Regions from separate parts of the Mus musculus genome. Here regions 1 and 3 are each linked to region 2. A link is a loop called in an ENCODE intact Hi-C map of the cell type or tissue named here. Cell type or tissue: heart. All regions are shown on one strand. Links, peaks and the distances in the headings refer to the core of each region. The heading gives the core; the rest is flanking DNA. Region 1 holds the start of Agfg2 (ArfGAP with FG repeats 2). Region 2 holds the start of Nyap1 (neuronal tyrosine-phosphorylated phosphoinositide 3-kinase adaptor 1). Region 3 overlaps Agfg2 (ArfGAP with FG repeats 2).

Region 1 (10,227 bases), core at 1,261-9,260, 58 kb after region 2:
CACTGTCAACACTCACACTTGGTTCCCGAGCCTGGGGCTATGTGGTCCTTGACAGGCACACGTAAATAGCACACATTTACTCTGTGGACATCACTCACCCAAGGCTCCCTTTGCTCCCCACAAATGACAATTCCCCATAGCTGCATAGGCGGGCTCTGCCTTCTGTTAATCTTTCATGATATACTGTATATCATATACATATACTGTAGTCCCTTCCAAGATGCCATAGAGCTGAGGCAGGAGGATTACATATAGTTTGGGGTGGAGCTGGGCAGTCAGAGTGGTTGGAATCTTAGTCGAGGAACAAATTACTCTCTACTCACTCCTAAGAGGGAACATCAACAGGCCTGACCTTGTTGAGGGTCTCACTCAGGTAGTGACTGAGATGGTAGTGGCTATTATATTCATTGCTGGGAGCCCTGATTGTGGTCCAGCCAGGAATGTGTCTCTAACCACGAACCATGCTTCTAGGTGAATAGAGAAATGGACAGGAGATATAGCTCAGTCAGTAAGACATTTGTATAGCATGGGGACCTAAATTCAGTCCCCACCTCTCAGCCAGGTGTGGGGACACACGTTTGAAATCCCAGCTCTGGGTCACAGAGACAGGGGGATGGATCTCTAGGGCTTGTTGCCAGGTAGCCTAGCTTCATCAATTATCTCTAGGACAGTGAAAGACTCTGTCTCAAAAAGCAAGGTGCCCAGCAATGGAGGCACAACTCCTGAGGTTGATTTTTATATCCAGATGAACACACACTCACACAGACACACACAGACACACACAGACACAAACACACATACACATACACACACACACACACACACACTCACACACACACTCAGACACACACAAACACACATACACATACACACACACAGACACACACATACACAAACACACATACACACACACAGACACACACACATACACAAACACATACACACACACACAGGCACACACATACACAAACACACATACACAAACACGCACACACACATACACAAACACACACATACACAAACACACATACACAAACACACATACACACACACAGACACACACACATACACAAACACACATACACAAACACGCACACACACATATACACAAACACACACAGACACACACATATACAAACACACATACACACACACACACAGAGACAGACACACATACACAAACACACATACACACACTCACACATGCACACACACAGACACACACACATACACAAACACATATACACGCGCACACACACATACACACCTGTGCACACACATGTACATGCACACAACCAAAGAAGGCAAGAGCTGTTATCATATTTCCAATGCACCGGAAGCAGCTGGCCAAATAATGACAATGAAATGGCCCCTGAAAACTGATCTAGTGGTATCCAGGAGACGACACCTGGGAGGCTGGACCCTCTCATGCTGATGGGAATATGTGATCCAGTAGCTGACATGAAGTGTCAAGTCTTTTCCATCCAAGACAGAAATTGAATAGAAGCGGTCTGGGAAGCTTTCACTATTACTACTCGTGTGTGTGTGTGTGTGTGTGTGTGTGTGTGTGTGTGTAGGCTTCAGGAGCTATCCACTAGGTTTTTTTGTTTGGTTGGTTTTGTTTTTTTTTTTTGTTTGGTTGTTTTTTTTTGTTTTTCTTTTTTAAAGATTTATTTATTTATTTATTATTTATTATATGTAAGTACACCATAGTTGTCTTCAGACACACCAGAAGAGGGCGTCAGATCTCGTTATGGATGGTTTTGAGCTACCATGTGGTTGCTGGGATTTAAACTCTGGACCTTTGGAAGAGCAGTCTGGTGCTCTTAACCGCTGAGCCATCTCTCCAGCCTTTTTTTTTTTTTTTCGAGACAGGGTTTCTCTGTGTAGTCCTGGCTGTCCTGGAACTCACTCTGTAGACCAGGCTGGCCTCGAACTCAGAAATCCGCCTGCCTCTGCCTCCCAAGTGCTGGGATTAAAGGCATGCGCCACCACGCCCGGCTCACTGGTTTTTTAAAAGTTTTTTTTTTAAAGATGTATTTATCTTATTCTATGTGTATGGGTGTTTTGATTGTACATATGTCTGTGTATACCACATGCATGCCTGGGGTCTTAGAAGTCAGAGGAAGGCTTTAGATCCCCTGGGACAGATGTTTGTAAACCACCATGTGGGTACTGGGGATCAAACTCAGGTCTGCTGCAAGAGCAGCTAATACGCCTAACCATTGAGCCATCTCTTCGGCCCCTTGTTTTCTTATTATTAAGCACCTTGGTTTTCTGTTTGTTTGCTTTTGGTGGTGGGGGCTGGAGGAGACAGAGTATCTTTACGTAGTCCTGTCTTGCTATGTAGACCAGGCTGCCCTGAAATTCACAGGGATCTACCTGCCTCTGCCTCCCATGTACTGGGATTAAATGTGTTTGCCACCATAAGAAACTCTTCACTGCCTTGTTTTCTGGGACAAGGTCCCTCATTTGAATCTGGGGTTCCCTGATTAAGCTAGGCTAGGCTGACTGGATGCGCCTGTCTCCTTCCCAGAAATGGGATTACCAGCATGTATCATGTAGCCTTTCACATGGGTCTCTTCACATAAAGTTCAGGTCTTCATGCTTGCACAGTGAGCACTTAACTGACTAAAGTACCAACTTAGGCTATGACTACCGTTTCCTCCACCCCCAATTATTGGTGTGTGTGTGTGTGTGTGTGTGTGTGTTGCTCTGATGGGGGGAGGCGGTTGCCACATGCATGCCAGTGTCCTGAAGACAGAAGTCATTGATCCCTTAGAGCTGGAGTAATAATGATTGTGAGTCATCCAGCGTGGGAACTGGGAACTAAGCTTGGATCCTTTGGAAGAGCAGCAAATGCTCCTAATTGCTGAGACATCTCTTCAGCTCCCACTGCAACATGCTGAAAAAAAAAAAAGTTTGCTTTCTACCTCCCACCCCCTATTGCTTGGGTTCTGTAGACTTAACTCCCCAAGGGCGAAGGGCCTTTTTCTTACCAGGAAAGCCACCAAGCCCTCCCCACCAGGCCACAGGAGCAATAGCAGAAGAGGGAGTCCCCGGGCTGCCTGTGCTCTTGCTGATTATGAGGGGAAATAGGGTTGTCACTCTCTGATATGGCCTGGGTGGAGTAGAGACAGGAGGAGGAAGCGCACCCTCTGGTTGCTCTTGCAGACCACACCCTGTAGCAAAAGACAGACTGGAAGCTATCAGAGTCTAGTGGTCACCCCAATTCCTGCCCATTTATTCACTTGTGGTGGGTAACATTTTAAGGGGTGAAGAAATAACCACTGGCTAAAGAGAAGCTGTGCAAGAAATGGCCAGCACAGGGAAATGCTGAACGCTGAACTCTGAAAATGTACAAGAGGCTTTTTTTTTGGTGGGGGTGGGGTGGGGGACAGGATTTCACTGTGTAATCCCCTGGAACTCACTACATAGACCAGGCTGGCCTAAAACTCACAGCGATCCACCTGCTTGGAATCCAAGGCATGCAGCCATGGTTTACATGAAGCAAAATGGTTCCTTTGCATGTGTACATGGGGACTTGGCATCACCACAGCTCAGGGGGAAGTACACTTGCAGCTATGACAACAATTAAGCAACCTCATCTAGCCCATGGGCTCCTGGGTACCAATAACTCAGAAACCTATCTCTCATCTGCCCGCATCCCATTGGCATGTCTGAAACCAAAGTCCTGACTTATGGTTGCCAGCATCCCTAAACCTGCTTATTCTCAGCCTTTCCTTTTCCAGGCAGTGACCGAGGATGACTCTGAAGTACCGCTACTGCTACCCCCACTTCCCAAATGCTGGAATTACTGGCCTGTGCCACCGCGCTGAGTTGTATGCAGTGCTGGGGGCTTGAACCTCGCGCTTAGTGCACTCTACCAGCTGAGATACATCCCTGGCCACGGAGCAGAGCTTTTAAAATCAAAAGACTCAGATTCAAATTCTGACTGAGCCACAAACCAGTTCTGTGATCCACTTCAACATGTTTTCTTGAATATTTTTTACATGCATTTATTTATTTGTGTGTGTGTGTGTGTGTGTGTGTGTGTGTGTACTCATGGAAATCAGAAGGCAGCTAGCTTATAGGAGTCGGTTTTCTTACAGGAGTGGGAATGAAGGTTAGTGGCAAACGCCGTTCATCCCTTCTGCATCCTACCTCAGGTTTTTAACTTGACTCTAAAGTGGGGGCTCTTTCTATGACTTGGATAAATAAAGTATCTTTTACAAAGCACTCCCCTTCTCTGTCTTTCCCTTTCTCCTCCAGCTCATCCTAGGGCAATTTCTTTCCGATTTTCTTGTCTCCTGGCTCAGCCTGGAACGAGCCTTTGAAATTTGGCGGGAATTAGTATCAATCCGGAGGATGAGCACTACGCACGCGCCGAACACCTCCTTTCTCTCGCACGCTAATTTTGCAACCTTAACAACCAATCAGAGTCAGCATAGGAGTCCGTGGCGAGAGGGGGCGGGGACAAGGAGGAGGGCACGCATTGTACTTGCAAGGTGGGGGTCTTTGTGAACCAATGGAAAAGACAGAAGGCCGGGTGGCAGTGGGGCGTGGTTCTGAAGGCTCCAGCAACCGGAGGCCGTCTCGAATCGAACCAATTAAAGCAAGGAGGTGGGGGGAGACTAGCCAATCAGCGTGCCGAACAGGACGAGGAAGGGGGCGGCAGAGTCTCTCGCGGTCGTGGTCGGGGCTGCAGGAGCTGGTGTCAGGGTTGCCGGGCGTGCGAAGGCGGCGGAGGCGGGAAAGGCAGCGAGCGGTTAAAGGGGAGCGACCGCTGACTTGCAGAGGAACCTGGAGGAGAGATGGTGATGGCGGCTAAGAAGGGCCCGGGCCCGGGTGGCGGGGTCGGAGGGAGCAAAGCGGAGGCTGAAGCCGCTTCGGAGGTGTGGTGCCGCCGAGTGCGGGAGCTGGGCGGCTGCAGCCAGGCCGGGAACCGCCACTGTTTCGAGTGCGCCCAGCGCGGGGTCACGTATGTGGACATCACCGTGGGCAGCTTCGTCTGCACCACCTGCTCCGGCCTCCTGTGAGTGGATCCGGGGGGGGGGGGGGGAACTGGGTTTGGTTCGGGTGAAGTGAGTCTGCAGGAGCTCGGGGCGATCCAGGAGGTCAGAGGGGTAGCCCCGGCATTGGATGTGGCGGTGGAAGGTCGCCTGCTGCAGAGGTGTGTCGTGGGGGAAAGGGAAAAAGCGCAGGGGGACAGAAGACGGGAGTGGAGTCGCGCTGCAGAGGGAGGGTGGGGGCTGTAGAAGGACACGAGGAGAGGATTGGAGAAACTCCCTGGGGGAGGCGAAGGCGAATTGCAGGTGGGGAGAGAGAAAGTGTGGAGGGACTGGGGTGGGGTGGGGGAGGGACTTAAAGGGCCAGAAATTGACATAGACCTTTAAAGGGAACTTTAGCTGGGGTTGCATTGTATCTCAGTTGGTAGAGTGCTTGCCTAGCACGCTCGGCGCCCTGAGTTTCCATCCACAGCACTGCATAAAACCCGAGTAGTGTGGTACACGCCTGTAATCCCAACACTGAGGGGGAGGTGATCAGGAGTTCAAGGCCAACCATGAGACCCTTGCCGCTCCACCAGGAGGGGAGCGGAGGGGAACGGGGTGGAAGGAGAAGGGAAAGAAATAGGGAAGTCGAGCCTAAGACAAAAGTACCCTAGAAGGGAATGGAAAATGCTCCACGCATTAGCCCAGGCTGACAGCCTAGAGTGGCAGGTATGAAGCCAGGGATCAGGTGCAGATCCTAATCTTTCAGGCTCTGGAATGCTAGCTAGAGGGTAGATGACTTACGAAATATACTAAGGGCAGAGAGCCAAAGGGTTATCCTGGCGGACAGCTTAGCTTTCCCGAAGAGATGAGGATCAGAATGGCATATTCTTTTCTTTTCCCCATTTCGTCCTCTGCCCCCGTTAAAGTTGCATTTGATTTCTTTACTTTGCACTGTAGGGACATGTAGGTTCCATGGCTTGTGTGGTTATCAGAGAATAACTTGTAGGAATCAGCAATTTCCTTCCACTACGTGTGGGGCCTGGGGATCAAACTCAGGTCAACAGGCATGGCTGTAAGCTCCCATACTTGCTGAGCTAGCTAGCTCACCAGTCCATTTTTTTTTTTTTTAATTTGTCTTGAGACGGGGTCTCATACAGTCCACGGTGACTTTTAATTCATGATGTAGCTAGGGGTGGCTTTGGAACTCAGAGTCCTCCTGCCTCTACCTCTGTAATGGCTGGGGTTACAGGCATGCTTTGGGGTCTTTCCTAAGTGTACTGCCGAGTCTCATCTGGTAAACTGTAAATTTGGGGAGCAGAGGCTTGGTTGTAAAATCCACAATGCTACCCTCAGCCCAGACCACCCCAGATTTCTAGTTATTTAGTAAGCTCCTTCTCCTTAGGAATTATTTGACTAACATTGGGTTCGAGATCTTTGGTTTTCTTAGGGACTCGTTTTTGTCTGGTTTTCTAGTATTTTAGTACACTGCTATTTTATTTATTTATTTATTTAATAAGGAAAGCTCTCCTGTTCTTATATGCATACCAGCCTGAAAAAAAAAAAAAAAACCAAGGAGTATTGTTCTTTTGCGACAGATGGGAGATCAAAAGTAGAAAGAGGTTTAGTAATTTACCCAGTGCCATATGGAGGATTCTGTTCCCAGCGTTTGTCATTTAGTACGAGCTAGGATTGTGGGGAGACCAGAAATGAAGATCCCGGTGTCCTAGGAGACCGTGTGGAACTATGTCTCTACTACATTGTCACCCTCTTCTTAAAATGTCTATGGTTTTATCGTTGTTGTTGTTTAAGACAGGGTCTCATGTGGTCTAAGCTAGCCTTGACTGTGTAGCTAAGAATGACTTTTGTTTCCACCTCCTGAGCGCAGGGATTACAGGTGTGCACTAGCCTGACTTGTGAGGTGCCAGGGTCCCACCCAGGCCTTTATGAACACTAAGGGTGCACTTGGACTGAGCTGTAGCCCCAGTCCACCAGTGTTCTCAGCCTCCCTTCTACCACTGTGGCTGGACACGGACCACCATGTATGTGACCACCCGGGGAGACTGAGGCTGGCCTGGATTGTTTGGCTAAACCATCCATATACACCCCGTGCCCGTATAGAGGACAGTGTATGAGCTTGAAAGGATGGCTCAGTGGGTAAAGTACTTGTCATGAAAACGTGAGGACCCGAGGTCAGGTTCACAGAACCCAGGTAAAGGCCAGGAGAACGAGGTGGCTTGCTTGTGATCCTAGCACTTGAGAGGCTCTGGCTCAGAAGGGAGACCTGGCCTCTATATATAATAAGGTGGATGGCAGTCAAGGGAGGTACCCAAGTCAACTGGCCTTTGCATGCATATAAACTCAGACACATGTGAACACATATACACATGGATATCCTGTATATTATAGCATATAATACAAAAGAAAGCATAAATCTTGAAATGTTATGAGAAGGGAAATCTGTATTGCTTTTCTGATACTTAGGTTTGAACTCAGGGCCTTGCACATGATGGGCAAGTACTCTACTACTGAGCCACAGCCCCCTGCCCCCCAGTCTGGAAAATCAAATTATTGCATCTGGATAGAAGTGAAGAGAAGCCTTATGATCTCTCAGAGCTAGGCCCTGGGGCTGGGGGTTGGGGGACGACGGCTGTCAGGAAAACTGTTCCTCTGTTCTAATGGCTAGAGGTGATGGCATGAAAGATAACGAACTCAGGGAGGGCTCGGGCTGGAGAGATGGCTCAGCAGTTAAAAGTACTTCTTGCTTTTGCTGAAGACCCAGGTTCAGTTCCCAGCACTCACAACCATCGGTAACCGTCTGTTCAAAAGGGAATCAACATCCTCTTCTGGCATGCATGTGGTGCACAGACAGACATACGGACGAAACACTCATAGATGCCATCTAAGAATAGATAAATGCAGACAAAACAGTAACAGTAAAACCAGATCCCAGTGGGTACTAATAAAAACCAACCAGCCAAACAAAATGCAACCTTTTTAAAGGTCACCTTCAGCTACTGAGTGAGTTTGGGGTCAGCCTGTGATATAGGACACCTTGTTTTTAAAGACAGAGATAGGGGGAGGGGTATGAATCTGTTGATAAAAGTACCTGCTGCCCAGCCTGCTGACCTGAGTTCAGTTCCCACCTGGGAGAAGGGAAGAAGAGTTGATTCCCCAAGTTGTTCTCTGCCCTATGCGCACAGGCTGCGGCACAGGTGTATACACAGAGACAATAAATACATGTAATTAAAAAAAATATTGGTGGGGGTCAAGGTCTCGCCATACAGCTTGGGCCGTCCTAGAACTGGCCATGTAGACCAGGATGTCGTCAGACTTAGAGATCTGGTTACCTCTGCCCCCCCCCCCTCCCACCCCCCAAGTGTTGGGATAGAAGACATGCTCTACAACGCTGAGCTTTAAAATATATTTTTTTCCTAGGGTTTTGATAAGATAAAGCTCTGCATAAGCAGGAAATGCCGACATTGTTACCACTTACTAGATTTGGTTTCAAGTATCCCCTGATAACCTTCGTCTTCTATAATGAATATCCCACAACCAGAGCAGAAGGGAGGACAAGGGATCTAGGCCATATTAAAAACCTGATTTCTTGTGCTGGAGAAGTTAACTGCTTCGTATCAGTGCGCAATTTGTAGAATCTTAGACCGCTCCCTCGAGGTCACTCCCAGCTGCTGGTCTCATGAATGAAAAGCCACACACCTGCCGGAGCTGGGGAGATGGCCCTGTGGTTATGGGTGCTTGCTTGATTCCCTGGACCCACCTGGTAGGAGAGACTCCTTCAAGTCCTCTGATCTTCATGGGAGCACTAGGGCTCATATGTAAGGCACGCACACGTGCACACACACTCACAAACGAATGGCTGGAGACTGGAGGACGACTCATTATTTGGTAGTTTTTGCAGAGGATCAGGGTCCAGTTCTCAGCACTCACACATCGTAGCTCACAACTACCTGTAACTACAGTTCCAGGAGATCCGATGGCTTCCGAGGACACCAGGCGTGCACGTGGTACACAGGCACATATACACTCAAGCACATAAAAATAATTTTTTTAAAGCGTAAAACAAAAATTAATGTAATTTTAAAAAAGATTTACTCATTATTCTAAGTACACCGTAGCTGTCTTCAGACACTCCAGAAGAGGGCGTCAGATCTCGTTACGGATGGTTGTGAGCCACCATGTGGTTGCTGGAATTTGAACTCAGGACCTTTGGAAGAGCCGTCAGTGCTCTTAACTGCTGAGCCATTTCTCCAGCCCTGCAATGTTTTTTTGTTTTTGTTTTAAATCATTGACTCCTGCGACTTAGGCAAACACTGGATAGAGAGTCTTATGGCCTAATGGAGATGTGGTAGGAGAAATTTGTTCTAATCCTTCAAGAGACTCCAAGAGGGCTAGCTTTGCTGGGGCTGCCAGTGCCTCAGACTGGACAGGCGGCTGGGGGTCGTCTGTTCCCATGGGGTTAAGTAAGAGAACTCAACTAGCAATGAGATGTCTAGAGGGACTTGCTGCCAAGGCTGACAGCCTGAGTTCAATACCCATGACCTACTTGGTAGAAGGAAACAACTGATTCCAAAAGGTTGTCCTCTGACCCCCACACTCCTGCCGTGGCTTGAACAGGCACTCACACAGAGTAATAAATAAATTATTAGATTGAATTTCCTTGAAGGTCCGTAAAGTTGATTGCCCATACATTAGGATTTTGTGCTGATGGTTAGGGAGAAACAGCAGTAATCCAGCAGCCTGCATATGTCTTTTTTGGGTAGTTGACAGATTACAGCTGAGTAACTGAAGCCCCAGCGATGGAGATACAGCAGTAACAGCTCACTAGCTTACCGCAGTGGAGCCTATCTGTGTATAAGTAGTAGTGTCTCATCAAGTACAGCAGAGCCCGGGGTGTTTTGCATGGCAGTGTGAGCATGTATTAAGGTATGATGTACAGAAGAGACCTGGAGAGACTGCTCAGCGGCTGAACCCACTTGCCTTGTCTTAGTCTGTTTTCTGTTGCTATGGTAAAACACCATGTGTGTTTTACCACACGGTACTTGCAGAGGAAAGGGTATATTTGATTTTTTTAAAAAGACTTATTTATTTATTATATGTAAGTACATCATAGCTGTCTTCAGACATTCCAGAAGAGGGTGTCAAATCTCATTACAGATGGTTGTGAGCCACCATGTGGTTGCTGGGATTTGAACTCAGGACCTTCAGAAGAGCAGTC
Region 2 (10,227 bases), core at 702-8,701:
TCTTACCACCACTCATGGTCCCTGGGGCTCCGGACTGGGCTCGGGTGGGGGAGGGGCTGGGCTCCTGGAGAGGGGCTCAGGCACCTCTGGAACAAGGGGGCCACATGGCAGGGACATCGGGGCCCCTGGGGACGTCTGGGTCCGACATGGCAGGAGGGCCTTGTGGGAACTTGGGGGTGCCTGGTTAGTGACTGGAGTACAGAGGGGAGGTGGCAGGAGGGGGGGGCAGGGGCAGGTTTTTCCTGCTGCTGTCGCCGCTGAAACCCCAAAGCTGAGCTTGCAAACTGGAAAAAGAAAGAGACAGAAAGTGAGCGAGAGTGTGTGTACGTGAGCAAAAGAAAAAGCAGGGGCCAAACCACCTCCGGGGCTTCCTCTCGGGGGAGCCGACTGGAGGGAGGAAGAAGAAAGCCACTAGAGACCCAGAGACAAGTAGAAATGACAGACCGGAGCAGAGGGGACAGAATTCAGAACACCCACAACAGGAAGAAGCAGCTGGGACCCAAAGTTGGACATTTCATGCTTGAGATCCAAACTCGTCCCCAACACGTATCTCCATGGCCAGGGGCACAGGGGTGAATCGGCTCCTCCCCTGAAAGGGCCACCCTGAGGCCTCTGCCGGGCCTCAAGCCCACCCCACCCCCATTCCAGTTCCCCCATCGCTGGTTAGGCACTGCCCGCCAAGCCAAGCGCCCCGCCCAGCCCGGGAGAACTACCTACCTCTCGGGCCTCGGCCACCGAGCTGAGCTGGAGAGAAGACCTGGGGGACTAAGATCTCTCTCTCTCTCTCTCTCTCTTTTTTTTTTAAATCCTAAGGCGGCCTAGAGCAGGCCACGGCAGGCAGCAATCAAGGGCTACCCAGTGTTCTCTGGCGTCCGCATCTCACTCTGCGAGGCATCTCGGTGGAAAGTTTGCAGTTGAGACGAGAAGAAACCAGCGCTTCCACGGGGGAGCCCAGGCGCAGCCTCGGTTAACACTCCACGGGTCTTCCCTGTTGCTGTGGGAGGGGGCGGCTCAGCCCCCCGCTGGCTCCAGTCCCTTGAGTGGCTCTCTCTCAAGGCTCCTCCCACGTGGCCCCACTGGATGTATCTCTCAGCTCCTCAGCTCCGCTCCGTCTCGGTCTGGGTCTCTGGCTCTCTTTCTGGGCTGTTGACAACCCCCACACCAGGAAGTCCTGCCTTCTCGGGCCTGCTCACTGCTCCTCTCCTCCTCCTTCCCCTCTTCCTCCTCCCTCCTCCCTCCTCCCTCCTAAGGCTCCCTGCCAGCTGGCCCGGAGCCAGGCCTGCCACAGCCGCAGCCGCAGCCGCAGCCTACAGTTGCTGCTGTAGCTGCTGCTGTTGCTGCTGCAGCTTCTGCCGCTGCGGGTCCCAAACTGGTTGCTTTAACCCTACACCTGCCAGGTTCCAGGCAACTCTTCCTCGGAGGGAGGGGCATGAGGGCGGAGAAAAAGAGGAGGAGCCTGCGGGAGGCCAGGGATTCCCTTACTTGTAGGCTTTTGCAGGTTCTCCAAAAGAGTCTCAAGGAACGTGCCAGACATGTTCTGGGTACCTGACTGTCCATAAATACATAGTCAATGTGACCCACTGGCTGTGATTTGTCACAGCGTCTCTGGTTTTCACCGTAAATTCACGAGAAACTCCTTTCCCCACTCTGTTTTCAAAAGCGAGCGGCTATGAAAATTTTCAAACATGCCCTAAAGTAGAGGAACTAGGAGAATGAACGCCCATACACGCCATCATGGACTTGTAACAAGTATCAGCTGTACCCAAACGTGTTTTATTCCTCCAATATCTTTTCTCGGATTTTGCTGCAATATTTGAATTTTTTTTTTTTTTTTTTTTTTTTTTTTTTTTTTTTACTGTGAATGTATGTATGTGTAGATCTGGAGGTCAACTTGAAGGAGTCAGTTTTCTCTTCCACTATGTGGGTCCAAGGATGGAATAGTGCCAACCATCCGGTTTGGTGGTAAGGCCCTTTACCCACTGAGCCATCCTGTCTATCCTGCTCCTGCTCCAGTATATGAAATCAAATCTCTGATACGGTGTTTCCCTCTCTTAAAAAGGGAAAATTGGAGAAAGCAAACTATCCAAGAAGGCTGTTGGTGGTAGGGTAGACATGTGTGTGGCGTGTGTGTGCACATGAATGAGTAGTTGCACACACTTGTGTGTGTTTGTTAGCCACAGGACCACACTGGGTGTCCTACTCAGGGTCTCTCATTGAATGCATAGCTTGGTAGGCATCCAGCAAGCCCCAATAATTCTACATCTATTCTCCACAACACTGAGGTTATAGGCACACATGGTTATGCCTGGCTTCTCATGTGGCTACTGAAGATTTGAACTCAGGTCCTCATGCTTGAGTAGCAAGAACTTTTACCTGCTGAGCCACTCCTCAGCCCAGAACAGGCATTGCTACCTTCTCATCTTTGTCCCTCATATAAACACTTAGGTAGATGGGAAGATGAAGTTGCTCACTTCTGCTTCCCCAAGTGCTTGGACACACACCCATGTCCACACAACTACCCCGTGCGTATACCTGAGAACCAATCCCAGCTGGCTACAGACCAGCTCTTTCCCATCTCCAGCCCTCTCCCACCTGTCCCATATTATCCCTTCATCATTATGAAGGAGAATCTGCACACACATAAAGGGTCTATTCTGCAACTGGCAAGAAAAAAAGCGAACTCCCAACTGCCATTTTTCTTTCTTGGCACCCATACTGGCATTCTGGGCAAGAATCTTTCAGCCAAAGCAGGATCTAAAGGCAGCATCTGGTGTCACTCATGGGTTTGGAAGGAAATAGGTTCTAATTAATTTTCCTCAAACAGAACTGTTCTTAGAGCCGGGCGTGGTGGCGCACGCCTTTAATCCCAGCACTTGGGAGGCAGAGGCAGGCGGATTTCTGAGTTCGAGGCCAGCCTGGTCTGCAGAGTGAGTTCCAGGACAGCCAGGGCTACACAGAGAAACCCTGTCTCGAAAAACAAAAAAAAAAAAAAAAAAAAAAAAAAGAACTGTTCTTAGGTATGTTCTTAGGTATATTTTAAAAATCCTAGCTGGCTGTGGCAGTGCATGTACATGCCTATAGTCCCAGATCATGGGAGGTGGCATAGAAGCAGGAGGCTGAAGAGTTCAAGGCCAGCCTCAGCTACATGAGATCCTGCTTCAACAGTAACAGACAGACAGACAGACAGGAGGGGAAAAAAGGAAGAAAGAACCCTTGGTTGGGCTGGGAATATAGTTTAGTAGAGTGCTTACCTCATATATAAAGCCCTGGATTCCATCTCTAGCATCAGCAAACTACCTGAAGGGTTAGTCTTGGGACATAGTGAATAAGAGGCTAGCCTGGGCTACTTAAGATTCTGCAATAAATAAATAAATAATAAAATAAAAATTTAAGCCTTCACCTTATCCCATAGGGAAGAACAATGGCATGAATGCAGATATTCGATGAAAGAAACTGAGGCTCAGAGGCATTCCATTATTTTTCTAAGGCAGAATTAGGATTCTATGGGAATACCTAGACTCCTTGCTTTGCTTCACATAAGTTTGTTTGGTTTTGGTTTTTTTTGGTTTGTTTTAGGTTTTTTTTTTTTTTTTGGCTTTTCCAGACAAGGTTTATCTGTGTAGCCCTGGCTATCCTGCAACTCACTCTGTAGACCAGGCTGGCCTCGAACTCAGAAATTCTCCTGCCTCTGCCTCCCAAGTGCTGGGATTAAAGGCATGCGTCACCACACCCAGATTTCACATAAGTTTTTTAAGATAAGGTTTTAGTAGCCCAAGCTGGTAGCCAGGTGAACTCCTAACCCTTCTACTACATCTGAGTTCAAGAACCACAAACGTAGCCACCATACCTGAAACTCATGGAAAGTTCTCATCACCTCTATTATTGTGGTAGTGTTGGTACTAGTGAGTGAACCCAGGCATGTTAGCTAAATGCTTTCCTGCTGAGCTGCAGTCCAGACTGGCCTTGAACTCAGAGACCCGCCTGCCTCTGCCTCCCTAGTGCTGATTAAAGGATGCCCCATCATGCCTGTCTTACGGCTTGTTTTTATTATGTGTATGTATGTGTGACTGGGTGTAGGAATGTGCCCATTTGGTACGGGTGCCTGAGGAGGCCAGGCATCTAATCCTCTGAAGCTGGAATTACAGGGAGTTGTGAGCCACTCAGTGTGGGCGCTGGGAGCTGAACTGTAGTCTTCCACAAAAGTAGTATGTGCTGCCGAGCAGCTCCCTAGTCCCTCGGACCACATTCTAAGGTTAGGTAAATGTTGAGACAGACAGAGACAGACAAAGAGACAGAGGCGCAGAGACAGATGTAGATGGATGACACACCATCTTTTTTTTTTTTTTTTCGAGACAGGGTTTCTCTGTGCAGCCCTGACTGTCCTGGAACTCACTCTGTAGACCAGGCTGGCCTTAAACTCAGAAATCTGCCTTGCTTCCCAAATGCTGGGATTAAAGGCGTGCGCCACCACACCCGGCTGACACACATCTTTAATCCCAGTACTCCGATGGCAGAGACAGGAGGATCTCTGAGTTGTAGGCTAGCCTAGTCTTCAGAGTGTGTTCTAGGACAGCCTGGGCTACACAGAGAAACCTTGTCTGAAAATTTTTAAAAAGCCACAGTCTTGCTCGTCTTGTCTGTCATATTTTCGCCATAGTAAAAATGGCTGTAGTAGCTGCAGTCAGGAAACAAGCTTCCCACGTACCCTTACTCCTCCAAACTGGATCCCTATATAGGCTGCTGGTTTACAAAGTGCTTACAACCCTCTTCCTTCCTAAGGTCTTTATTTATAGTCGCATGTAGGCCACGGTCGGCTTTGAACTTGTGTAGCAGAGGATGACCTTGAACTGAAGCGCCTCTTGATTCTACCTGAGGAATGCTGGGATCACAGGTGTGTGCCGCAGCGTGTCAAGCCTCAGTAAGGTTAATCGAGGCAAGTGTGAAATGAGACATGGCTCAGACAAGCAGTGGGATGTGCTTGGGGCCACACAACACACCTGCATAGATTTTGCCGCATTGAAAAGCGTCCACAGGTACCAGGGATTAGGATGTGCATATTTTGCAGGGGATATCTCCCCCCCCCCCCCCCCCCCCAGTCCTTGGCGGATACAGCAGAGGTCTTCTCGATGCTAATTTACCCAACCACAAAGCTATCCACGTAAGGAATTTGTCAGAGCTCTGATGAGAAAAGGTCAAAAGAGGGGAGGGGTGAGGTCACATCCCTAACCACTCCCAGGTGGTGCCCCTGGTGGTCTCCCGCACGGGCCAACCTGGTGCGCTCAGATCCTGGCGGGCGGCGCCCACGGAGTCAAAGGTTAGTAAGGAATGACTTGGAGCGCGGGGGCGGACGCGCGGAAGACTTTGAGCCCCACACGGTGGAACAAGGTCCGGGCGCCTGGGAGGCTGCAAGGGGAGGAGGCCCAGCACCGCCAGCCAATTCTCGTGCCCTCCCCGCACCTAGGGCGGGGTGGCAGGGTGGGGGCACGGCGGGGACTAAGCCAAGGGAGCACGCCCCCTGCTGAGCAGATGCGCTGATCTCCAGGCAGGCGACTCGGAGTCCCTCTGCCCGCCTCACCGCTTGGTAGCACCCAGGGGCCGCAGCCGCAGCCTCCCACCCGGGAGCACTAAGGCGCACCGGGTTCGCGGGTGGGTGCGACCTCCAGGCTTCCGCTGGGGGGCGCCGCTGAGCACCCCGCTCCGCTTAGGGCTTGGGAGACCCAACCCAGCACAACACGGCTGAGTAGGGGGCGCGGGTCGGCGAGAACCAGACGCCCGAAAGCTGCGGAGCGGAACTCCCACACCCCAAGACCATCCTCTCAAGATCCCCTGTACGCTCCGCAGTCCTTGCACCCTCCACCCTAACCTCCTGGTGCAGCGCCGCACCGCCGTTCCCGCTCTGCCCTTGGAGGGTGTGGAAGGGTGGGTTTGGGGCCGGGGGCGGGTCTGGGGGCGGACCCGGAGGCGGGGCTGTCTCTGCGGCAGGGCCCAGTTCGGCTCCCCCAGTCTCTCTCTGTCTCTCCTCCTCCCTCCTCCTGCTCCGGGCGGAGCCCGGCATGGGGGGGCCGGCGCCCGGCAGGCCAGGTACGGTGATGTAGAAACTGGGGAGGCTTCATGCGGGGAGGTGGTGATGGGGGGACTACGGGTAGGGAGGAATTGGCGGGGCGAGAGGCGGAGACACCCAGGGTAGCAGGACAAGGGGAAGAGGAGGGGGTGCCCCGGGAACCTGGGGCCCTTGGATGGAAAAGGGGGGGGGGGTTAAAGCAGGCCAGGTTTGGAACAAACTGGGGAAGGAGGAGGACGGCTGTGAGGAGGGGCTCCAGGGAGGAGACGTGAAGCTGAAGGCGAAAGGGAGAGAGTGTGTTTGGGGGAAGGGACGCAAAGCGCAGGTATGGAGGCCGAAGCCCAGAAGGTTGCTATGGGGCCAGACTGGAGACCCCCGCCAGGGTGGGATTCAAGGGCGGGACTACTAGGGGGGAGCCGGGGGTTCTCCCAAATCCTGGAGCAGACAGAAGGTAGATTGATTTGGGCTATCAGCAAGAGGAGGGAGGCAGAAACCATTGCTGAGGGACCAGGGAGCTGGAATAGAGGTGGACGGAGGTCCAGGCCCAGGATTGGAAAAGCGGGGACTCCGGAGAGTGAAGGTAGATGGATGGATGGGATTTCAGTTGCCCAACTCAGTATCACCATCCTTCCTTCAGCATCCCCACCCTGCCCTGATGAACCCCCCACTAAGCCTCAGGGCCTAAAAGAGGGTAGGAAGCCTAACTCCCCCCCCCCCCAAGCTGGGTGCAATGTACGCAAGTAGGCCCTGAGCACAACTTGTCTGTAGGTGTGGCCAATTCCATAGCAGATTTGTGTGCTAGAGGTCTGTGTGTATCTATCAGTGGGTGTGTCTGTGGGTGTTTATGTCTGTGTGTGTTGTTCCTGGGTTTGTGTTTACCTGTGCCCCTTTATGTCTGTCCCTATTTGTAGATATGTCTGTGGCCTGTGGTGTGTCTAAATATGCTGTGTCCCTACAGAGTTGCTGTATGCTTGTGAGGTCTGTCTGTCTGTGGTGGTTCGGGATATATTTACACAGAATGGGAATCTGTGCCAACCTGATCGCTCAGTGTCTGTGGCTCCAAACACCTTTGTCAGGGTGTGTGATTCTGGACACACACACTTCTATGGCTGCCTGTCTGGGAGGGGTTCCCTAAACTGTATGGGATATTCTGTGCCTGTGTTTTCCTTTTCTGAAGACCCAAATCACGTCTCTGCTCCTTTTTCTCTTTCATTCCTCCCTCCCCAACCATATCTTCTTTTTTCTCTCCACCTGTTCCCTTTATCAAGTGGATCCGGGACCCAGGGAGGGCCGCCCCCCGGGCCTGGTGGCATTAAGCAGGGCCCCTCAGCCCCCACCTCTTGCCCCACGACATGAACCTTCTCTACCGAAAAACCAAGCTGGAGTGGAGACAGCACAAAGAAGAGGAGGCCAAACGGAGGTAAGGCTGGGCCCTCCGACTGTCCCACCCACCGCCTGTTGCACCAGACCTCCCCCTTTTGCTTAGCCACAGCCCTTCTCGGGGGCCCACCAGCTTTGTCATCAAAGAGTTTTTTTTTCCCCAGATTTTCTATTCAGCATAGAATGGGCTGCACATGCACTTGCTTGGTCCCAGCCCTGTTCCTGGCTTCTTGGGAGAGGATTTAGCCAGGGGAACGACTTCCAGCTTAAAGAACCTTAGTGGCTTGCTCCCATGCCTAAAGGGCCCAAGTCCCTCCTTCCTGACTCTCTTTTTTTCTGTTATTTTGAGACTGGCTGCTGGCTTTCCCTTGTCACCTGACCTTGGAAAGGGCAGGCAGGCCCTACCATCCTCGTGGGGTCCAGAGAAAGGGTCATTTTAGGGACCTCAAAGAGCACTCAATGTAATCCCCTACCAGTCAGGGTCCTGTTGGAAGGAGGGTACGACTAAATGACAGGTGTGTGTATGTGTGTGTGTGTGTGTGTGTGTGTGTGTAAGGATTTTTAGGCTAAGTACTGCAGAAGAGTCAGGTGGAGACCCCGTGCCCACCCTCATTCTTGCATCTCCACCAGCCCTTTCTTCTGACCTCTGAGGAACCCAGGCTGCTTCCTCTGGCTCCTTTCCCTTTTGACTATACAGCTTCTTGGAGCCTGAGTCAGAAGCACCTCCCAGCCCTCTTCATCCCTCCTCACAACTGTGGAGTTTAATTCTTGCCGTTAATTAGATTAATCAGAGTGATCACTACAGTGATCTCTCCCTAATAAAGGGTTAGTAGACAGGGCCTTAATGAGAGCCCACCCCACAGCGGCGGCGTCTCCCAGCTTCCCTGCCAGCCACCCCCTTCACTCACCCAGAGGAGAACTCGGGGACAGAGAAAAGGGAATACAAGTGAGGTGAGGAAGCTGACAGAGAGAGGGCAGCAGAGAGAGAGAGAGAGGAAGAGAGAGAGAGAGAGAGAGAGAGAGAGGCTCTGATGATTCAGGCATCACACCCTGCCTCTGGGAGAAGAGGCCTGTGGTGTGACAGAGGCCATAGTACACTGTAGCTGGACATACAGAAAGGCCAGAGGCCAGCACAGGCGAGGAGCCACAGGGGCAGGTGTGTCTGCTTGTCTGTCGGGTGGCTGTTGCCTGGATTGCATCTTTTTGCACATAACGGGCTGTGTACTAGTTAGGTGGTCAGTCAGCACCAGACACACACACACACACACACGCACACGCACACACACACACACACACCATTTCTGATATCATATGCTGTCCTTCACCCCTACCTATTGCCTTGCTCTTCTTAAATCCAAAGAATCTACCTGCAAACCTTAGACCTTCAGATATCCCTAACCCAGGCTCCTATTCTCCTCCTCAGTGGGGAAGCACAGTTGTCCTACCCTTGAAGATGCTATCTCCTCCTGAGATGGAAGACAACAAGGTAGAGGCTTGCCTTCTAACTTCTGCCCCATCCTGTCTTCTCTCCCTAGCTCCAGTAAGGAAGCAGCCCCCACAGGCCCGGTGGGGCCTGGGGCTGTCCCAGGGCCTGGGGTTCGAGTGCGAGACATTGCCTCGCTTCGACGATCCCTCAGGATGGGTTTCATGACGATGCCCGCGTCCCAGGAACACACCCCTCACCCCTGCCGCAGCACCATGGCCCCACGCTCTCTCTCCTGCCACTCGGTGGGCAGCATGGACAGTGTAGGTGGTGGGCCTGGGGGAGGGCTCACGGAGGACAGCAGCACCCGGAGACCCCCAGCTAAGCCCCGGAGACACCCCAGCACCAAGCTCAGCATGGCAGGACCAGGGGCAGAGACACCTCCAAGTAAGAAAGCAGGTGAGACATCCATCCACCCTGCTCCCCATCCCTCTTCAGAGGAAGCTGGCAGCGGCAGGATCCATTCCAGGCCAGGGGGGGCTCTGGGAGGGTTCATTCAGGGAAGAGCCAAGGAAGTGGAAGGTTCCATTCTGAAAAGGAATAGGGGGTTTCTTTTAGATGGACCTCAGATGAACCATTCAAGGGCAGGAGACACTCCCTAAAAAAAAAAAAAAAAAAAAAAAACAGCTGGTAAGAAAGGACCCAAAGGTGAGGAGGAACTGCCGACTCTGGAGTTGGTAGGAGGCTGAGGTAGAAATCGTAAGATTATAGTTTCTGGTATGTGGTGAGTCCTAGTCTCCAAAAAAAAAAAAAAAAACTCTAAATTAAAAACAAAAGGAACAATAAGAAGAACAAAACAAAAACCAAAACAGGAAAACAAACCAACAAAACCTGGGCCATGGTGGTACACAACTTTAATCCCATGCTCTGGGGATATAGCTGGGGAGGATCTCTGTGAATTCAAGGCCAGCCTGAGCCACGTGTGGAATTCTAGGGTAGCCAAGGCTATATTGTGAGACCCTGTCTCAAGCAAACAAAACAGGAAGAAAGAAAGGAAGGAAGGAAGGAAGGAAGGAAGGAAGGACGAAAGAGAGAAAGAAAAGACTGGGGATTGCCTTAAAGAAAAGAAACGTAGTGGGCTCTGAGTGGAAGGTTGTGGAAAGGATGAACAACAGTCAAATATGTCCTTGAAGTTGGGTCAAGACATCAGAAAGGAATCATTCCCCTATACTATCAAATCAGTTAAAGGACACCCTAGGCAACTTAGAAGCCCTGTCTTGAAAGAGAAAAAATATATATATATCGGGAAAAAAAAGCTGGGGATGTATTTCTAAGTTTTTTGTTTGTTTGGTTTTTTTTTTTT
Region 3 (10,227 bases), core at 724-8,723, 71 kb after region 2:
AGAAATCCACCTGCCTCTGCCTCCCGAGTGCTGGGATTAAAGGTGTGCGCCACCACGCCCGGCCGTCGTTTTTTTAAAAACATCTTTCTTTCTTCCTTTCTTCCTTCCTTCCTTCCTTTCTTTCTTTCTTTCTTTCTTTCTTTCTTTCTTTCTCTCTCTCTCTCTCTCTCTCTCTCTCTCTCTCTTTCTTTCTTTCTTTCTTTCTCTAATGTATGTGAGTACACTGTTGCTATCTTTAGACACATCAGAAGAGGGCATCAGATCCCATTACAGATACATGTGAGCCACCATGTGGCTGCTGGGAATTGAACTCAGGACCTCTGGAAGAGCAGTCAGTTGAGTGCTCTTAACCCCTGAGCCATCTCTCCAGTCCTTCTATTGCCTTTTATAATGGTTTGTGTTTGTGTGTATGTGTGTGCACACAAACATGTGGGGCCTAAGGGATAACCTGGTGTGTCAGGTGCCACCCACCTTGGTTTTGGGGGACAGGGTCTCTCCAGTGGCTGGGAACCTCCTGATGAAGCTAGGCTGCGTGTGGAGCATGTAACCGGGAGTCCACTGTTTCCGTCTCCCTGGGGTTGAGACTACAGTGGCAAGCCACCACATCCAGCTCTCCTCATGTGGCTTCGGGGATCGAACTCTGGTCCTTGTGTTTGCTGAGCCTTTCCCCTGACTCCTTAGATGATCCTTCGTATTCACGCTTTCTTCAGAGTCCCCATGGGTCAACCACTGTGTGGAAGGAGAAATGCTACGTATCTTTTTTGTCCACCAAAGCAAGCCGTGCTTCTGTGCCCCGGCTGTCAGGTCCCCCTTTACTGCTTTGGATCTCAGGGATGGCCACCTTTGACTCCTGCCTAGCTTTACTCTGACCATGGCAGTCAGACTTCACTCGGGCAGTCCTCCAGGGAGGTGTCTACAGAGATGTGTTCCTTTGAAACCAGCCCCTGAATTACACGTGCCTCAGTTTCCCTACCCGGCCTGCCAGAAGTGGTTCTTGATGAAGATCCGTCTCTTGGCAGACTGAAGGAAGGTGTAACCGGCTGTCTGTCCGTCCGCTGATTCAGTACTTTTCCATCTGTTTGAAGTGGAAACTGCATTTGTACCTTGCCCTGTTTATTTCTCTGTGTTCCCTCCTCTCCTCCCTCATCTCTCATGGGCACCTTTACTGGGCAGAGGTAAATGGCACAGTTTCATTGACTTATTGATTTAGCCTTATGTGTATGGGTGTGCGTGGGGGTGCGTCTGTGTGCTGATGTTGTTCCTCAGGCATTCTCCAGCTGGTGGCTGTTTTGTTTTGTTTTGAGACACTGTCTCTCTGCATAGCCCTGGCTGTTCTGGAACTCACTCTGGTAGACTAGGCTGGCCTCCAACTCAAGAGATCTGCCTGCCTCCGCCTCCTGAGCACTGGGATGAAAGGCGTGTGTGCCATCATGCTTGGTGGCCTGGCTTTTGTTCTGGACATCAAACTCAGGTCCTCGTGCTAATTAATCAATCACTTTACCCCCGATTTACTTATTTGTTATATTAGAGGTCCATGAACAACTGGAGAGATGGCTTAGTGATTAAAAGCAATGACTGCTCTTCCAGGGGTCCCAAGTTTAATTCCCAGCAACCACTTGGTGGCTCACAACCATCTGTAATGGGATCCGATGCCTTCTTCTGGTGCATCTGAAGATAGCTACAGTGTACTCACATACGTAAAATAAAAAAATGAAATAAATAAATACGGGATGCAGAAGAAGGTAAAAGGAAGCCAGGCATGGTGGCCTAGGTCTGAAACCCTCACAGGAATGACTTGCAAGCTGAACGCTAGCTTGGGCTACCTAGCTCCAATCTCAAGAAAGCAAATGAAAGGCTAGTAAGCTGGCTCATGGAGTCCTACCACCAAGCCTGAGAACCTGAGTTTAATCCCTAGTCTCTCTAAGGAGGAAGGAGACTCCCTAAAGTTGTCCTCTGGACCTCCACAAGCACTCTGGGGCACATGTGTCCCTCCCCACACACCAGGAATACATAGATAATAAGGGAGCCTGTGAGGTGGGCCAGTGCACAAAGGTGCTTGTTATCAAATAAATAAATAAATAATAGATGGATGAATGGATGGATGGATGGATGGATGGATGGATGGATAGATAGATAGTTTTAAAAACAGAACAAAGAAAAAGGAGCTGGGGATGGTGGCACACCCCTGTGATCCTGGCACTTAGGAGGTGGGAAAAAGAAACAGGTGACAAACAGAAACAAGGAGGGGAAATGTGCAAAAGGCTTGAGGGAGAGGAGCCAGCAGGGCTGTCAGATGCGTGCCCAGCTCTGCACAATGGGAGTGTTGTTTATCTTCACAGTTGAACAAGGAGTGAAGTGGATTGAAGAAGAATTTATGTCAATTTTTGAAATTAGTGAAATTGGTCGTTGAGCAGGGTCGGGACTGTTGAGACCCCTAGCAGGGACTTCTTGTTATTAGTCAAAGAAATGAACTCAGTGGCTGATGGAGCCTGCTCCTGAGCCTGTCCACCTGAGTTCAAGTCTCAGGACACTTGTGGGGAGAGAGAAGGGACTCCTACCTGCTGCCCTCTGACCTCCACACGTGTGCTAGGGCACACGCTACCTAGATTGATGAAAAAGGCTTATTTATTTGTTTGTTAGAAAAGAACTGAACGGGTTTGGCTATCCTTTGATTACAAGGAGCAGAGTGGAGCTTCTAGCAGGAAAGAGACCCAAATCCAGGTTGTATGAATCCGAACACAGGCGTTCAGAGGAAAGGACTTCCCGAGTTTGAAATTGGCACTGATGTGAGGAGTTAGCTGCTGGGTGGAACTGGTTTTTTTCCACTGTTGACCTGACAGAACCTTCTTATCTCAGCCTCTCAGCGGGTTTGATGCTTCCATGGATCGAGATAGAAGCAAAAATATAGGCCAGCTTGACAGTGGCAAGGTGTGGTAGGGTGGAGATACTTGTGTGTTTAGTGTTTAATAAAATCAAAGGGGAGGGGAGAGGGACAGCAAGAGGCCTGGGAGACTGGTTGTCTGTACACGCAAGAAGTTGCCTTTGCAGAGCAGAGTCTTTTGGATGCTATTAGGAGCCTGGTTTTCAAAAGAGACCGAGAGGGAGAGGAGGGGCTGGGGATGAAGCTGGGTTGGTAGGATGCTTGCTAGCATGCAGGAAGCCCAGAGGTTGGTCATGAGGTCATAAATTGGGTATGGGCTACCAAGGGTACACCAGTATAACCCAGCATTGGGGAGGTGGAGGCAGAAGATTCCAGCATCGTCCTCTGCAATAGAGCAAGCTCAAGGTCTAGCCTAGGCTACCATACTTCAGAAAGAAGTAGGAAGGGAAAGGAGTGAATGTAGGTAATAACACTGACTTAAAGCTCAAGCCATAGTAGTCAGTTTGCTTTCTATTGCTTCCTCCGGGGGATTCAGAGATGCTCAGTGGGTAAGAGCTCTGAGCTCGGATCCCCAACACCCATGTGAAAAGCTAGGCATGTACATGTAACAGTAGCAGTGTGGGAGATGGAGGCAGGGGGATTGCTGGGATTTTTCTGGCTGCCAGCCTCGCTCCAAGTTCAGCCTTGGGAATAAGGCATCAAGTGATAGACCCGGACTCTAATGTCTTTCCCCAGCCTCCCCACAGGCTTGCATGTACACACACACACACACACACACACACACACACACACACGCAAATAAACTAATTTAAGTTAATTTAAAATGATTGCCCTATTCAGGCTGGGCAAGTAAATTTAATTCTGAGTTTGTCTGGCATGGGTGTGCCATCACACAAGAGTAGTAGCTCCTTCTCATTTGGGGGTGTTGTGGGGAAAGACCTGAGTTTTGTTGGGGACACTGGATGCTAGCCAGAGGGTTGGGTCTGTTTCATTCCAGGCCAGTGAGTCACATCTGGCCCATCACATGACCCTGAAACTCACATGACCCTGGACTGGACCCAACTAAATGCAAAACACCTAGGCCACTGCTGGCAGGAAAGGGTTTCTACATCTGTGTTCCTAGCCAGCAGTAGCCTCCGTATGATTCAGAGAGACATCGTCTGACTCATAGGCCCTCTTCCCTGGGCTGCAGCCTCCTTCTGGAGTGTTCTCCCTGCCCCCCAGACTGACTGTGGTTATTCATAATCGAGTCCCCAGACACCAAGGTCAGAGCGGTGCTCTCTGTCCTGTACTGCAGAGACATCCTGTTCCCTTCAGATACATTCAGGCCCTGTGTTTTCCAATTGCTTCCCAGCCTTCCTTCATCTTCCCCTCCCAAAACGCCCCTCCTAAAACACCCCTCCTGTCCACACTCGGGCAGACGGTGAGTCTGCTGCTCTATGCAGTCTGCTTTTGATTGATTCCTGCCTGAGTTTCCCCTCCCTCTCCTTCCCCTCCCTGTCCCCCTCACAAGGAAGCGCCTCTGTGTTTACAACTGCTAACAGTTCCTGGTTGTCCTTTTCAGGAAATGTCAGCGACCTTCTTATGATGGGTTTAGAATCTGCTTTTCTAATGTAAACATAATAAATTTCACTGTTCCCATGACCAGTTCTCTTCCTTTCCCACTGCTAACATCCTGAATCATTCTCCCTAATCCATCAAGTGTCCAACTGGATGGCATCTATTGCAGTGAATACACTTGGCTTCCTGAGTCCCCACCCGGTGTGTATGTGTGTTTGTGTGTGTGTGTGTGTGTGTGTGTCTGTGTCTGTGTCTGTGTGTGTGTGTGTGTGTGTGTGTGTCTGTGTGTGTGTGTGTGTGTGTGTGTGTGTGTGTGTATGCGCGCGCGTATGCATGTGGAGACCAGAGGTCAATTTTGAGAGTCATTCCTCAGCTACTAGAGTGGCTGGGCTATAGCTCATCTGGTAGAGTGCTCATGCCCTGTACATGATGCCCCTAGCACTGTATAGCAAGGCACATGGTGGTCTCCAACACTTGGGAAGTGGAGAGACAGTGGGATTGGGGGATCAAGGCCATCCTCAACCACAAAGCAAGTTCGAGGCCAACCTGGACCCTGTCTCAAAAATCCGAGACGGAAGCGGGCTGCCTCAGACTAAAAACCAAACTAAATCAAGTCATTAGTGAGCAAGCGCTCAGAGAAAGACTGCCTGGGAAACCTGATCCCAGCAGACTCCAGGAGAGATCCTATTTAAGAGCTATTGTTTGCTACAGGACCCAAGTTCTGCTGTCTGCTTCCCTCTCATCTTTCCTTAGATGTCACCCTCTTGGATACTGCTTGTCATTTTATAAGGGCATCTGGAGAGTCTTTACTCAAAAGTCTAGTGGCAGAGTGGCTGGAAAATGACCTCGTCTGTAGCCTCCTGTGTCCCAGCCCTCTCTAAAGCCCCTTAAATGAGCAATTTATCACCCAGAAGAAGCCAGCCTTCACTGTTCACTCTGTGGCTTGGCATCTGCCCTGTCTCCACGCTCTGCCATCACTTATGCTGGCATGGTCACGGCCAATTCTTCCAAACTTGGCACGGATACCTTCATGCTGTGCATGCTACCTGTGAGTGTGACTATATTTTCCTACTTATATCTTTATTTTATTATTTTACATGTATGGTATGTATGTATGTATGTACATACATACATATATACATGCCTGTATGTTTGTGTGGACCATGTGGGAGTAGTGCTATCTGAGACCAGAAGAGGGCATCAGATCCCCTGGAAATGCAGATGGTTGTGAGCCACCATGTAGTTGCTGTGAATTCAACCCAGGTTGAACTCTAAACCACTGAGCCTTCTCTCCAGCCCCATATCTTCATTCATTTATTTTTTGAGACAGGGTCTCATATTCCTGGCTGGCCTTGAACTTGCTATATAGCCAAGGATGGCCTCCTCCACCTCCCCAGAGCTTTGGTCATAGGTATCTACCACCACACCTGGTTTATACAGTGCTGGAGACGAACCCAGGGCTTCATGTAAACATCCTACCAACTAAACTATGGTCTGAGGCCCTACCTGGTATTTCAAAGCCAAAGGTGCCTCGATATCAGAGACTTTCTTGCGTGCCTCTGTGGTCTTTTACTTCCTGGTCTAATTTCTTTGTTTTGGCGTGGCTGCCTTTGTTTTAAGATGAGGGCAATGCTCTAGACTGGAGTAAGATTTAAAGTCTAAAGCAAGGAAGACCTGGGGGCTGGTGAGATGGTTCAGTGGGTGAGGGCACTTAGACCTACGGTGGGAGGAGAGACTGGAGTCCTGCAGGTTGTCCTCTGACTTCCACTCGTGCGTGGGCCATGAAGTGTGCACACGATGAATAATTAAATAGATACATTTAACTTCAGAAGGGAAAAGGGGGCTGGAGAGATGGCACAGCGGTTAAGAGCTCTGGCTGCTCTTCCGGAGGTCCTAAGTTCAATTCCTAGCAATTACATGGTGGCTCACAATGATCTGTAATGGGATCCAATGCCCTCCTCTGGTGTGTCTGAAGACGGCCACAGTGTACTCACATATAATAAATAAAGCTTAAAGAAAAGAAAGGGGAAACCATGAAGTGCTCACCTAGCTGAGCCTCTGGTTTCCCCATTAGAACCTCAGAAGGGCAAGTGGATAGGTAAGAAACCTTTCTGTTCTAATGAAATCCCCACACGCGGTCTGTGGACAGACCTGGCTCTCCGGGGAGCTAACGGAACAGGCATGAGAACATGGCTGTGGCCCGTCTTTCCATCTCATGGCTGAACTTTTAAATTTCTTCCTGCTTTGTTAAAAGCTCTCGGAAGAGGGACGCCTGGGATGTTTCTGTTCCAGATATGACTGCCTGAAGGGGGTGGGCTGTCCATTCTTCCCACAGCTCCATTCTTCTGCTAAGGGAGCAAGGCAGCTGGCTTTCGCATACCCACCCTTCTCGACACAGCCTTCTCTCGGTACTGTCAGCAGCATTCGTCAAGGGTCCCTTTTCTGCCAGACTTCATGCTTGGCAAAGCCCACGAGATCTCTGGACGTGTCGCCATAGATCTAGAATAACAGCCAGAAATGGGATGTGGCTGAGTGTCTCGGCTCCCAGAAGTCACCCCCTCAGCCAAACGCTGAGCACCAGACAGGATCGGAGCCAGCCACTCTGCCTCCTCCTCCCAAGTCACTGACAGGATCACAATGTGTTTGTCTCTCTTCTTGTCTCTCCTTTGAAGTTTCCAGAATATTCTCATTTATATTTTTTCCTGATATTAGAAATTAGCTTCTAGTTGGGATATTTAAAATTTATTAAATTTATTTATTTAGTATATGGGGGGGTGCCACAATACACATGGAGGTCAAACAAGAATTTGTGGGCATTATTTCTCTCCTTCTATTGTGTGGGTCTCAGGTCCTTAGATCAGCAAGCTCCTATACCCACTGAACCATCTTGCTGGTCCTTGGTAAAACTGACTTCCTTCCTTCCTTCCTTCCTTCCTTCCTTCCTTCCTTCCTCCCTCCCTCCCTCCTTCCCTCCCTCCCTCTCTCCTTCCCTCTCTCCCTCCCACCCTCCCTCCCTCCCTCTCTCCCTCCCACCCTCCCTCCCTCTTTCCCTCTCTCTCTTTCTTTCTTTCTTTCTTTCTTCCTTCCTTCCTTCCTTCCTCCCTCCCTCCCTCTGTCCCTCCCTCCCTCTCTCCCTCTCTCCCTCTTTTTCTTTCTTTCTTTCTTTCTTTCTTTCTTTCTTTCTTTCTTTCTTTCTTTCTTCCTCACTCCCTCCCTTCCTCCCTTTCTCTCTTTCTCTCTCTCTTTCTTTCTTTCTTTCTTTCTTGATGACCCAATTCCTCAGGGATGTTTGTTGTTCTTCTTGGTTTGTTTGTTTGTTTTGGCAGGACTTTCATTTTGATGAGTTTTTGAGTCTTTGTTTTCCAATATTGAGGATAGAAACAAGGGCCTTGTGTATACTAAGTCAACCAATTTTTAACTGATAAACTATACTCCTAGCACCTCACTGTGGGATTCTAGGCAGGGCTCTACCACTGAGCCACGCCCCCAGCCCCCTCACTGGGGGATTCTAGGCAGGTGCTCTACCACTGAGCCATGCCCCCAGCCCCTCACTGGGGGATTCTAGGCAGGGGCTCTACCACTGAGCCACACCCCCGGGCCCTCCTTGGGGGATTCTAGGCAGGGGCTCTACCACTGAGCCACGCCCCCAGCCCCTCCCTGGGGGATTCTAGGCAGAGGCTCTACCACTAAGCCACGCCCCCAGCCCCTCCCTGGGGAATTCTAGGCAGGGGCTCTACCGCTGAGCCACGCCCCCAGCCCTGGATGGGGTCCTGACTGAGACCATCTTCTGTGCTGTTACTTCATTTCTCCATCCTCACTCCTGTGCACTCACCTGCCACAGCTCACCTCTCTATTTCTGTCCTACAGGAGAGGCCTGAACCCCCCTCATCGAGTCAAGTCAATCTCCATGACAACTTTCACTGAGCCTGAAGTCCTGTTCCTCCAATCTCGTGGAAATGAGGTGAGCAGACGCTGAGGGAGGGGATGGAGGCTGCAGCAATCATGCCACTTGGTAGCAAAGCTTTGAGCTTTGCCTCACATTTCTCTATTTAGTGTGTCTGTCTGTCTGTCTGTGGTAATGGAGGACAACTTTTACGAGTTGGTTCTCTGCTTTCACTATCTGGGTCCTAGGGATCCAGTTCAGGCCATCTGCTTTTTTTTTTTTTTTTTTGCCAGCCCCCCAAAAGTTTCTTTTGGGATGAACTTTTTCTTCCATATTTTTAGTATCTGCTATCGTTTGCCTTATGTGTATTATATGTTTACATAAGGCCTGACCTATTCGATCATAAACTGTGGGGCAGGGATTATATCTGTTTTGTAGGTGAATGCCGATCCCCAACACACACACTGTATCCAAGTTCAGTAGATCTTTTATCTTTGAGTATATTAGCCTGACATCATTAATCAGAGGTTCACTAACAGTGCCATTTACACTCCGGGCATTCTACCGCTTCTGTCCCTTCAGGTCTGTCGGAAAATCTGGCTCGGTCTTTTTGATGCTCGGACATCGTTGATACCAGATTCCAGGGATCCTCAGAAGGTGAAGGAGTTTCTCCAAGAAAAATATGAGAAAAAAAGATGGTAAGAAGGAAGAAAGAGACATATCCAAGGCAGTTTGCCCACAATCCCATTTCCAAAGTCTTACTGGTGTTTCTCTGTGACCAGGTTTGGAATGGGTCTTTTGCTCACCCCCAACTCCCAGATTCAGTTAGACCTAAATTCTGACTTCAAAGTAACAAATTGAAACTGGGCATATTGGTTCATGCCTGTAATCCCAACACTCTGGGAGAATACAGCAGGAGAATTAAAAATTCAAGGTCATAGTGATAGTGGTGCCCACCTTTAGTCCCAGTACTCCGTAGATAGAGGTGGGTGAATCTCTGTGAGTTCGAGGTTAGCCTGATCTACAAAACTTGCCTGGATTTGAACTCAGGACCTTCAGAAGAGCAGTCAGTGCTCTTAACCACTGAACCATCTCTCCAGCCCTTGATAGATCTTCTCGTCAGCACACCTAACTTTATATGGGATCTGAACTCAAGGCCCCGTGGTTATACAACAAGCACCTTACCCACTGGGCCATCTCCGAGACCACCTCATTGGGGTATCCTAGCATTAAGATGCTTGCAGAACGTTTGGGGAGTGGGAAGGGAGTCTTCTGCAGCAGAACTGAGGTCAGGGCAGGCTGAGCTCCATGGTGGATAAGATACACAATCGCTCTCTATAGGAATGAGGAGAAATCTGAGGAAGCATGGTGGTGCAGCTACCCCAGAGACTGGGAGACAAGGAGGGAATGGGCAGGGCCTGTTTGGGCTATGGAAATGTTTTCATGGCCAGCCTTGGCAAGTCAGTGAGACCCTGTCTCAAAATAGCAAGTACCGGGGCTGGAGAGATGGCTCAGTGGCTAAGAGCACTGACTGCTCTTCCGAAGGTCCTGAGTTCAAATCCTAGCAACCACATGGTGGCTCACAACCATCTGTAATGAGATCTGATGCCAGCTTCCAGGGTGTCTGAAGATAGCTGCAGTGTACTTACATATAATAAATAAATAAATCTTTTAAAAAAATAGAAAGTACCGAAAGGGTTTCAGTGTAATCTGTGGGAGGTCCTGGGTTCAATCTCTAACACACACACAGAGAGAGAGAGAGAGAGAGAGAGAGAGAGAGAGAGAGAAAGAGAGAGAGAGAGAGAACACCCAGAAAGAGAAAGGGCCATCTCAACAAAGAAGTTGGAAAATAAGATCACTGTTATATCTGTATTATTGTATCTGTGACTACTTAAAACCTAGA

The links. Peaks named below come from ENCODE experiments on the same cell type or tissue, not always from the same donor. Only the 100,000 strongest peaks of a DNase experiment are listed, where the experiment ranks them.
Region 1: it touches region 2 in a loop (5-fold over the local background); 14 of 42 quality-filtered maps call a loop at or near these places.
Region 3: it touches region 2 in a loop (2.4-fold over the local background); 13 of 42 quality-filtered maps call a loop at or near these places.

What each region holds. Positions count from the first base shown.
Region 1 is chr5:137,679,167-137,689,393 of GRCm38, reverse strand. Agfg2 (ArfGAP with FG repeats 2) reads left to right here and starts at 4,641. Exons shown (of 12, transcript NM_178162.3): 1 at 4,641-5,035. The coding sequence starts at 4,815. Gm15498 (a long non-coding RNA gene) reads left to right here. Exons shown (of 2, transcript XR_003956003.1): 2 at 3,753-4,009. In heart, for the core only: a CTCF peak has its summit at 4,690; DNase peaks (open chromatin) are centred at 4,543, 5,343, 5,473 and 6,969; H3K4me3 peaks cover 2,747 bases; H3K27ac peaks cover 3,568 bases.
Region 2 is chr5:137,736,905-137,747,131 of GRCm38, reverse strand. It overlaps Nyap1 (neuronal tyrosine-phosphorylated phosphoinositide 3-kinase adaptor 1), which reads left to right and starts at 5,964. Exons shown (of 7, transcript NM_001347505.1): 1 at 5,964-6,081; 2 at 7,330-7,481; 3 at 8,977-9,323. The coding sequence starts at 7,414. Tsc22d4 (TSC22 domain family, member 4) reads right to left here and starts at 1,163. Exons shown (of 5, transcript NM_023910.6): 1 at 718-1,163; 2 at 1-284. The coding sequence starts at 16. In heart, for the core only: CTCF peaks have their summits at 5,636 (motif pointing right) and 8,388; DNase peaks (open chromatin) are centred at 1,141, 5,721 and 6,491; H3K4me3 peaks cover 3,358 bases; H3K27ac peaks cover 3,190 bases.
Region 3 is chr5:137,665,856-137,676,082 of GRCm38, reverse strand. Agfg2 (ArfGAP with FG repeats 2) reads left to right here. Exons shown (of 12, transcript NM_178162.3): 2 at 8,309-8,402; 3 at 8,907-9,022. Among named protein-coding and RNA genes, the nearest start is that of Agfg2, 14 kb to the left of the region's middle. In heart, for the core only: CTCF peaks have their summits at 3,981 and 5,624 (motif pointing right); DNase peaks (open chromatin) are centred at 3,522, 4,082 and 6,972; H3K4me3 peaks cover 556 bases; H3K27ac peaks cover 2,907 bases.